Regions from separate parts of the Homo sapiens genome. Here region 1 is linked to region 2. Evidence: chromatin contacts called from ENCODE POLR2A ChIA-PET data. All regions are on one chromosome and are shown on one strand. The core of a region is the stretch at or near the end of the contact, and the rest is flanking DNA. Distances in the headings are between cores, read along the strand shown.

Evidence for each region. ChIA-PET counts read pairs that join two places held with the same protein, here RNA polymerase II (POLR2A).
Region 1: POLR2A ChIA-PET joins it to region 2 with 10 read pairs in activated T-cell. The contact joins the promoter of DOK4 here to the enhancer-like site in region 2. POLR2A ChIA-PET finds 5 or more read pairs at or near these places in 2 of 52 experiments (activated T-cell and naive thymus-derived CD8-positive, alpha-beta T cell).

Annotation. Positions count from the first base shown.
Region 1 is chr16:57,482,865-57,487,742 of GRCh38, forward strand. It overlaps DOK4 (docking protein 4), which reads right to left and starts at 3,629. Exons shown (of 9, transcript NM_018110.5): 1 at 3,441-3,629. RefSeq lists an enhancer at 2,882-3,678 and a silencer at 3,510-3,809.
Region 2 is chr16:57,014,013-57,019,029 of GRCh38, forward strand. It overlaps NLRC5 (NLR family CARD domain containing 5), which reads left to right. Exons shown (of 49, transcript NM_001384950.1): 2 at 3,062-3,176. It also overlaps the pseudogene CFAP69P1. Among named protein-coding and RNA genes, the nearest start is that of NLRC5, 27 kb to the left of the region's middle. RefSeq lists enhancers at 597-646, 687-846, 977-1,026. Within about 2 kb of position 2,464, at least 2 of the 41 ENCODE cell types and tissues checked have a DNase peak (open chromatin) inside an H3K27ac peak, as active enhancers do.

The sequences.
Region 1 (4,878 bases), core at 2,379-4,878, 470 kb after region 2:
AGGGCGGTGAAACCACCAGAAGCCAGCCTGCTCCTTCCCAGTGTTGCCCCACCAGGGACTGTGGCCCCAAGCTCGCAGGAGTGCTCCTGCTGCGTCTGTCCATAGGCCCCACCCCGTCCCATACCCCAGGTCCCCAGCGGGAAGAGTGACCTTCACGGGGAAGGCTGGGTGCCAAAGTCCTGCCAGCTCACTCCGGCCCTGAGTCACAGGGACCCCTGGCCACACTTAGTCCCTAATGATGTTTGCAAGAGCAAGACCTAACCTAGGACCCAAAATGGTGGGCAAAGAGGGGTTCGGAAGGGGAGGGAAAGGTCAGGGCCAATAGGTGGACCCACAAATTTGACAGGCAGTGGGGTCAAGTGGTGAGGGGGGGGCCCAGAACCAACCCACCATCCTCCAGAAGGAATGCACTGTGTTAAGCAAGCGAGGCGGCCCCCAAGCTGAGCCTGTGAAGGCCCAATAGGACAGCAAGAAGTGGAGAGCAGACCAGGCACAGTGGCTCACACCTGTAATCCCAACACTTTGGGAGGCCAAAGTGGGAGGATCACTTGGGGCCAGGAGTTCAAGACCAGATCCGGCAACATAGAGAGACCCCGTCTCTACAAAAAATGAAAAAATAAGCTGGGCATGTGGCACGTGCCTGTAGTCACAGCTACTGGGGAGGCCGAGGTGGGAGGATCACTTGAGCTCAGGAATTCCAGGTAGCAGTGAGCTATGATCAAGCCACTGCACTCCAGCCTGGGTGATAGAGTGAGACTGTTTCTAAAAAATTTCAAAAAAATCAATTAAAAAAATACAAAAATTGGAGGGCAGCTGAGGCTAGGCAGGCCAGGAATTGGGTTGAAGTAGCCCCTGCCCTGTTTGTCCCTCAGGCCCTTGTCCCCAACAGGCCTGCAGCAGGAAGAATGCTTGCTACTTTGAGAGGACCTGAGGTCTTGGGTCCTTCCCCAGCACTGTGAGCTCCGAGCTCCCAGCTAAGCACGGTGTCCAGCAGTCGCTCTCAGGGTTCCAGTGAGGGAGGAGGGGAGCAAGGGCCCCCCGCATCCCACCTCCCAGCCTGGTACCAATACTGCTGCTTACCCAGGGACAGTACCTGCCTGGTGCCAGGCCACCACAGGTTTCCGCGCAGGGAGAGCCAGCTCCAAAATGCTCCTCTCCCCAGGAAGGGCTGGTGTCCTGGGGTGGCGGGGAGTAGGGAGACTCCCAGGGCCCTCACTGCCCACCTGCCCCACAGGGCAGCCATGCTGAGCACTCCCTCTCGCACATGGATTCTGCCTGGAGGCTTTGGCTCCAGAACAAACGCGCTGAGGCTGGCAACCAATGACTGAGCGAGCGGCTGCCTGCCTGGCTGGGCCTCCCCACCCCTGACAGATCGGATCTTATCAGGGCTGCAGGAACAGCCCTACCTGGACACCATCTCAGTGTCGTCTGGCTGTCTCGATCCAACGGCGAAGATTGGATCTGTGGGATTCTCTCCAGCACCAGAGCCATTTCCCATCACCTGCTGCTCTGCCCCCACCCCACCCCAAGATTGTTGTCAGAGGCCGGCTGGGAGTGCTCCCAACAGATCCCCATAGGGGCCACCGGCCAAAACATGGTGAGTCCCATCAAGGTGGATGGCAAAGACAGACCAAATACCCATCTAGGCAGACAGGGACGGCAGAAGGAGGGGACATCTGAACAGCCATGGTCCCCCAGACCCTTAAGCCAGGAGAGTAATGCTGTGGCCCCGTACCACTCTGGTTCTCCTGGGTCCCCTGCCCACCCCTCAACATGCCAAAACCCCTCCCTCGAGGGACCACTGCACTAGCTGTTTCCCACCTACAACATTGTTCCCTCACATGCTCATGGTTCATTCCATTGCTTCATCCACCTCCTCCAGGAGGCCTTCCCTGACTACCCTCACCAAAGGACCCCCACTAGTCAGCCTCTCTCACAACATCAGATGCGGCTGTCTTCATCGCACATCACCATGGGATTTTCTTGTTCTTACATCTGTCCATTTGTTTCTGGCCACAGAGAGACATCTGGAATGTCAGCTCCCTGGTGGCTCGGCCTCGTCTGTCTAGTTAACAGCTCTATCCCAGCTCCCAGAATGGTGCCCGGTGGGAAGGAGATGCTCAATATTTGGGGGCTGAACACGTAATTCTCTCCAGGACTTGTCCTCCTCCCCATCCTTTCTTCCACCACCACCAGCCTCCATCTGGCTGGACCTGGCTCAGCTTCCAGAGGTGCGTGAGCCACAGTGGGCTCCCAGCTCCTGGGTCTCAGCGCTGACTGGCATGGCCAGCAGGCTGTTGTTACTGGAGAACCAGCTGTGCCCAAGACCCGCAGTTTGGTTCAGAGCTGCCTCAGGGAAGAGCATGCTGCTGACATCGAGGCCAGGCCTAGTTGGGCGGCCCCACCTTGGCCAGGGTTGTGGGGTGAGGTCATGCCCAGCCCTGCTGCCCTGCCCAGGAGGGAAGTGCTGGGAGTAACCAGTACCAGCACAGCAAGGCAAGCAACTGGGGAGAGGAGGCACAGCTCCTGGGATCAGAGTTGGGGGTGGGGGCAGGAAGAGCCTGTACCAGCGCCACATCCCTCTGAAAGGGTCCAGGAAAGAACCTGCCCTAAGCAAGCCCACCTCACACTGCCCAAGTGGAGTCTCCTAGAGATACTGCCAGGCCCCTCGCTGCCCTGGCCATCAGACCCCTCCAACCCACACCCTCCATCCAAGCGGAAGCGCCCCAGCAACTGACGTGTCCCCATGGCTTGGGGCAGGCAGGCTGCACAGAGCCCCTGCTCTGCCACATCACCCAGGTGCCCAGCCTCGGCTCATGCCCCTTTTCAGTAATAGAAAGCATGTAACTGGATCTAGGGCCTTGCGGGCCCTGGGGGAGAAGGTGGACAGGACCTTGGGGGCCAATGGAGAAAGGTTCAAGGACAGGAGGCAGCTGGCCATGAGTTTGGGCTGTGGGGAGAAACCCCATAGGCAGGAGGGGGTCGGCAGTGGGGGCCAGCTGGGGTACAGAAAATCATCTCTTGGAATTTGGAGGAGGTGAGCGAACAGGAGGCCCCGGGGAGGAGCAGGAAGGCAGAGAGAAGGTTGGGAGCTGCCAGGGGCTGGGTTATGCCCCTTCCGGGGGGGCAGGCCCGGGAGCGCAGGGCCTGGGTTGCTCGGATGAGGTTTGTGTGGGTGCGGGTGAGGTCAGCTCGCGACCTGGGCTCCCCCGGAGAGGAAAGCTGCGGGTGGAGAGAGCGCAGGGAGTTTCAGGGCCCAGGCACTGGCTTTTGGGGGGCGGGTCTCTAAGCTCCCCACCCGAGAGTAGGAAGGTCCCATGGGACGGAGCGTCCTCAGGTTCAGGAAGTGACTGAGGGTCCTCAGGGGTGGGAGTCGCCGAGACTCTTGCAGGCTCTGGGCGGCCTATGTCCCCCTCCCTGCCTCACGCCCCCCAATTTACCTGGGCGCCGAGGCCCGGGCCAGGAGCGCCTGCTCAGCGGCGCCGCGGAGCAGGCTCATGCCCGCGTCACGGCGCGGCTGGCGGGGGCGGCAGGGCGGCGGCGGCGCCGGGCTCCAGGCGGGGACGGCGAGGGAGGCGCGGCCGCAGGGCTAGGGATCGGGCTCCGGCTGGGGCTCCGGCTGGGACTCCGCTCCGCTCCCCCCTCCGCCAGGTCTCGCCGCTGCGCCCCGCCCCCTGCCCCGCCCTGGCGGCCGGCCCCCGCCGTATTCCTCCGAGCCGCGGGACGCGCGATTCTGCCCTGGCGCCCTGGCACCCCCGCACCCGCTTCAGGTCGCCCCCGGTACCCCCAGCTCATTCCCACCGCCCCTCCCTGGGCCCCAAAGCCCACATGGCCTCTCAGCCCCTGAAAGCTGAACTCCACATCAGCTCCCAGCCCCCACATCTCAACCCCTTCACTTCTTCAGGAATCACATACACACCCATACGCCACATCAGCTCCCAGCCCCCATATCTCAATTCCTTCACTTCTTCAGGAATCACATACACACCCATTGCTCCCCTAACCCCATCATGACTCTCTGGGCCCTCACAGCCCAGCTCTCCCAGCCCCACAGTGACCTCCTCTGCTACCCCTCCTCAAGTAGCCGCACCAGCACCTCTGTCTTCCCTGGTCTCCTCTCCACCCTCAAAACATCCAGTTCTCCCATTCTAGGTCCCCCTGAGACTTTGCCCTCAAGCTCAAACTTCATTCCCCTTCATTGCTGCCCCCACCCAGCCCCCAACCCCCTCACCTCTGCCCTTCGGGCCTGTGCAGTGGTTGACTCACTGATCTGTCGGAATCCCCAGTCACAGGCCTCAGCTGTGCCAGGCAGGGACAAGAGAAGTTGCCCAGTGCCTCCTCTGGGGAGGAGCTGTCCCCCCTCTGGTTTTCACGTCTGTACCTTTTTACACCAGGGCTTCTCAAAGTGTAGTCCCTGGACCAGAAGCTTCCCATCACCTTGAAACTTGTTAGAAATGCAAATTCCCTGCCCTACTCAGACCTATGAAATCAGAATTTTTGGGGGTTTCCAGCAGAAATGTGTGTTTTAACAGGCCAGGTGATTCTGATGCACACGAATGTGTGAGAACCACTGCTTTAGACCATATATACAAAACAAAACAATAGGCCACCTGAACAGCCAAAATCCTGAGAAATGAAAATACCTCCACATCCAGCTACTGTCCAGGTGTCTCAGAGGAATAGGCCTAAAGCAGTGAGGGACCAAGGATCCCAACACCCACCCATGGAATGCATGCCCCTGCCCCGGAGACGCCTGGGCCTCAGCCTTGCCCAGGGAGCTTAAAAGGAGGCTGCCTCTGGATGTCTGAAAATTTCCCTGATGGTCATTGTGGTGTCTGTGATCAGCCTGAGCTAACCAGCCCCAGGCCCATGGCCAAG
Region 2 (5,017 bases), core at 1,214-3,713:
CAGATTTAAGTTGCTTTTCTTCTAAGCCTTCTTTAGCAGTCTCTTCAAAAAGTTTGATGACACCATTAAGGTCCACAGGCTTCAAAACACCAGTTCCACATGGCGAGGGAGGCCTTGGGAAACATCATCATGATGGAAGGCAAAGGGGAAGTAAAGACCTTCTTCATGGTGGCAGGAAAGAGACAGCATATTGCTATGTATTTTAACACCACTTATTTCCCCCCTTTTTTCTTTCAATATCATGGATTAAATAGTGTATTTTAAATGAGTGTGAGGCTCACTTGGACTCTATTCCATCCCTTTGGCCAATTTTTTTCCATTTTTAATCCAAGAATCTTAAAGTTTGAATGATGGTCACCTTGTTATATATTTTATTATGTTTGGAAGCTTTTTTGCTATTGTCTGATCCTCCCAACAAATAGCCTTTTGATAGAATTGCCTTTATTCGTTTCTTTATATCTAATTCTAACTTAAGATTAGACTTAAAAGTAACTTCAGCGGTTTTATTATGAAATATTTAAGGCATATAAATACTGCCTCTTTTCTCTAAATGACTGCTAATATAATTTTACCAAGTTCTGTTAAAGTATCCTGTTGTACATAAAGTGCTGTTGTTTTTTATCTGCCTGTTAACTTAGAGTGGGTTTTATTTTCTTTCACTTTCTGTGGTCGAAGGCAAGTATGTCTTAGTCAGTTTGGGCTGTTATAATGAAACACTGTAGACTGGGTGGCTTAAACAACAGAAACTTGTTTCTCACGTTCTGAAAGCCGGGAAGTCCCCAATCAGGGAGCCAGCAGGCCTGGTGTCTGGAGAGGATGCGCTTCCTGGTTTGCAGACGGCACCTTCTCATTGTGTCCTCACAGGGCAGAGAGCAAAAAGAAAGGGCAAGCGCTCTCCAGCCTCTTCCTTTTTCCTTTTTTTTTTTGTTTGTTTGAGATGGAGTCTTGCTCTGTTGCCCAGACTGGAGTGCGGTGGCATGATCTTGGCTCAATGCAACCTCTGCCTCCTGGCTTCAAGTGATTCTCCTGCCTCAGCCTCCTGAGTAGCTGGGACTACAGGTGCCTGCCACCATGCCTGACTAATTTTTATGTTTTTATTAGAGATGGGGTTTCATCATGTTGGCCAGACTGGTTTTAGACTCCTGACCTCAAGTGATCTACCTACCTTGGCCTCCCAAAGTGCTGGGATTACAGGCGTGAACCACCGCACCCGGCCTCCAGCCTCTTCTTGTGAGGGCAGTAATCCCATCATAAGGGGTCCACCCTCTTGACCTAATCACTTCGCAAAGGTCCCACTTCCAAATACCATCACACTGGGTATTTAGGCTTCACCAGGTGAATTGGTGGGGGAGGTGGGACACAAACATTCAGTCCACGGCAAGTTTTTATCTCAATTTGCTAAAGCCTCTCTTTATTTCTCCTGTTACAGTGTGATAATGTTTTTTAAAATATCATTTAGCTGGCTGTGGTGACCCATGCCTGCAGTCCCAGCTACTCAGGAGGCTAAGGCAAAAGGATCACATGAACCTAGGAGTTTGAATCCAGCCTGGGCAACATAGAAAGACCCTGTCTCTTAAAAAAATAAATAAATAAATAAATAAATAAATAAATAAATAAATAAATAAAGGAAAGAGGCTGGGCACAGTGGCTCATGCCTATAATCCCAGCACTTTGGGAGGCCGAGGCGGGCAGATCACCTGAAGTCGGGAGTTCAAGACCAGCCTGACCAACATGGAGAAACCCCTTCTCTACTAAAAATACAAAATTAGCCGGGTGTAGTGGCACATGCCTGTAATCCCACTACTTGGGAGGCTGAGGCAAGAGAATTGCTTGAACCAGAAGGTGGAGGTTGTGGTGAGCCGAGATCATGCCATTGCACTCCAGCCTGGGCAACAAGAATGAAACTCCATCTCAAAAAAAAAAAAAAAAAAAAAAAGAAAGAAAAGAAAAGAAGCACTTAAAGAGGCTGAGGCAGGCAGATCACTTGAAGTCAGGAGTTCAAGACCAGCCTGGCCAACATGGTGAAACCTAGTCTCTACTAAAAATACTAGAATTAGCCAGACGTGGTGGCACATGCCTGTAATCCCAGCTACTCGGGAGGCTGAGGCATGAGACTTGCTTGAACCTAGGAGGTGGAGGTTGCAGTGAGCTGAGAACATGCCATTGCACTCCAGCCTGGGCAACAGAGCAAGACTCCATCTCAAGAAAAAAGAAAGAGAGAGAAAGAGAAATATAGACATATGTTATTAGTCCCCCAGGACCTCTTCAAAAGATCTCTCTTTTCCTTTCTTATTTCTAATTACCATACTACATACCACCTCCATTATGTCAGAATGTGCCCTATTTACGTGGATTTGTCTAAAGTCATGGAACTCTGAGTTACATTCCCCGTATTTCACAGAGACACAATCAGAGCACACGCTGATCTTCCGCCTCTCTTCATTTCCTCCATGTACTCTGTAGCTACCTGTTCTCTTCTTTGTTCGTAGGAAGATCTCTGTTGCGTGGTGTGGGAGTTTGTGCCAGCTCATCTTTTTATTGTGCTTTCTGTGAGCAGCTATCAATGCCTCCAGGTCTTCTCTTTAAGAAGAATGTTTACTCTCAATTGTTTAAAAAACTAACTAAATAGGAAGAAGATTGCAAATCCTAACCTTTTTGGGGTTTTATATTGGGGGCAAAAGTTGGCATCTGCAGTAAGGATTATTTCATTTTCATCTGAATAAATGAGCAGTAATAACTTTGCTGACTTGCAGGGCTCATTGTGATGCCAAAGGACATTGTAAGGTGCATATCTGAATTGGAGGAGGAAGAGGGGCATCCTCTGAGCCAGGTGTGGCAGGAGGTGACATCAAGGAGGGTTAGGCTGCGTAAACCCAGGGACACAAGGAGCTGCAGTCGGGGAAGAACAAGGTCTAGCGGATGGAGTTGGGGGGACTGTGTCTGGAGCCAATGTTCTCAGATGTGTCTCCGGCAGGCAGGGGCAAGGGCTGGTGCCTGGTTTACAGCATTCCTTTTGGAGTCTGGAATAGTGGGGAAAACTCCCTGTCTTCTCTCCCCTTAGGAGTCTGCACTATGGAAACAACCTGTCAATCCAGCTCAAGGCACACATAGCCCAGACACCCATGAGACCCTCTCCGTGGGGACCCTAGAGCACCTATCATGAACGAGGAGACCAAGTAGGTGATTTTTCTCTCCCCTTCACCTCCTCTTTTCCCCTCCTATCTACTTCGTCACTTTTCTCCTACTGCCAAGACTGGTCCCTACCCAAATCTGCCTTACTGGGCTGCCCCCAACACAACAAACCTGCCCTTGACCATCATTCAGCATGAGAATGTAATGATCAGACACAGAAAATCAGGAAGAGTTTTGAGACAGCATCTAATCTACCCATTTTAGAGATGGTATGACTGAGGCTTATATAGGAAAAAGGCTTGCTCAAGGTCACACTATGAGTGTATCAGCTAGGATAGGCCAGGTTACACTGTAGTACATGCACCCTCCAAAGTCCCAGTGACTCATGGCAACAAAAGTTTATTTCCTGCTCTTGCTTCCTGTCTCGTGTGGATTGACTGGGATTGCTCCTCCACATCATCCTGTCTCCCACACTCAGGCTAACAGGGTAGCCATGATTTGCAATATTTCTGGTCCCTGGAGTAGAAAAAAAGAAAAAGTACTGTCAATTACACCTTGGTTCTTAAAACAACTACAGGCATGACATGAGTCTTTTTTAGCATGTTTCATTGACCAAAGCAAGTTTCATGGCTGTGCCCAATTTCAAGGAGGCAGAGAAGTGTAATCCCACCAAAGGCCTAGAAAGAGGAGAAAGAGTATCTGTGAACAGCCCTAATGCCTACCACAGAGAATTAGTAACAGAGCTGGGCCATGGATCTTTCAACCATCGTCCTCTGTCTCCAAGATTATTCCCCATGGAAATCTCAATGACTGATAATGATGCCATGTGCTTTTTCTCCTGAGGATGGTTAGCCTTAAAGAGATTTGTGTCATATCCTAAGGGGATAGAACACTAATGATGGAAACAAAGGTATTGTGTTAGACTGGCTGGAGGAGAAATTTGAGGATGAGAAACATCACCAGAAATCACACCATCCAGGCACTACTTACTTCCATCTGGTGCCATGCTGCCCTGGACCATTTCTTCATGGGTAGCATGGATGCTGGACACCATAGCCTGGAAAAGAAGTTATGCCCTAGGCTATGGCCACATCCTTTTGCCGAGATCACACAAAATCCAGGGACTTAGCCTTGTCTGGTGCCATCTAGGCCTCCAAGGCCTTGGAAATTTACTGGCCTGGGAGGCAAGAAACCTCAGTTCTCCTCCTGCCTCTGTCATGGACTTGCTGTGTGACTGTGGGCACACCCTTTGCCCTTCCTTGGCCATGGTCTTTCCGTCTGCTTAGTGGAGGTGGTGATCCCTGCCTGAGGATCATGGTGTGAGCATGTTTCATAAATTCTAAGACTCTCTGCCTGAGTGAGGACCTATTGCTATTAGCCCAGTTGAGGAGAAATGACCAGTGGGGCTGACAGTACATCCAAGTATGTCTCTACTGCATGCCCAGGGAGCAGCTGGGCTCTAAACCCCAGGACGCATAGTACTGGCCTCAGCCTCTGGGAATTGGGAAGGCTGGCTTCTGGGTGGACCTCCTACTCTTTTCAGAGTTAGAGGTGGACTCTCTGGAGTTGTGAGGATAAAATAAGGTATATAAAGCACTTAGACAGTGCCTAATACACAGTGAGTGCTTTCCAAGTGTGTACTGCTATGAGGAAGGACATAGTACCAGAAAGTACATCCGGAAATGTGATAGCATAGTCCACTAGATGATGGACCACCATTTAGTTGGCCAATCCCCAACTGTTGGACATTTAGGTTGTTTCCAATTTTTAATAATTATAAATAATCTTGCAGTGAGCATCTTTGCAATTAAATATTGTATATACGTTCATGATCGTTTGCCAAGGTTAGAGTCCTAGAAATGGAATTACTGAATCAAAGGAACTG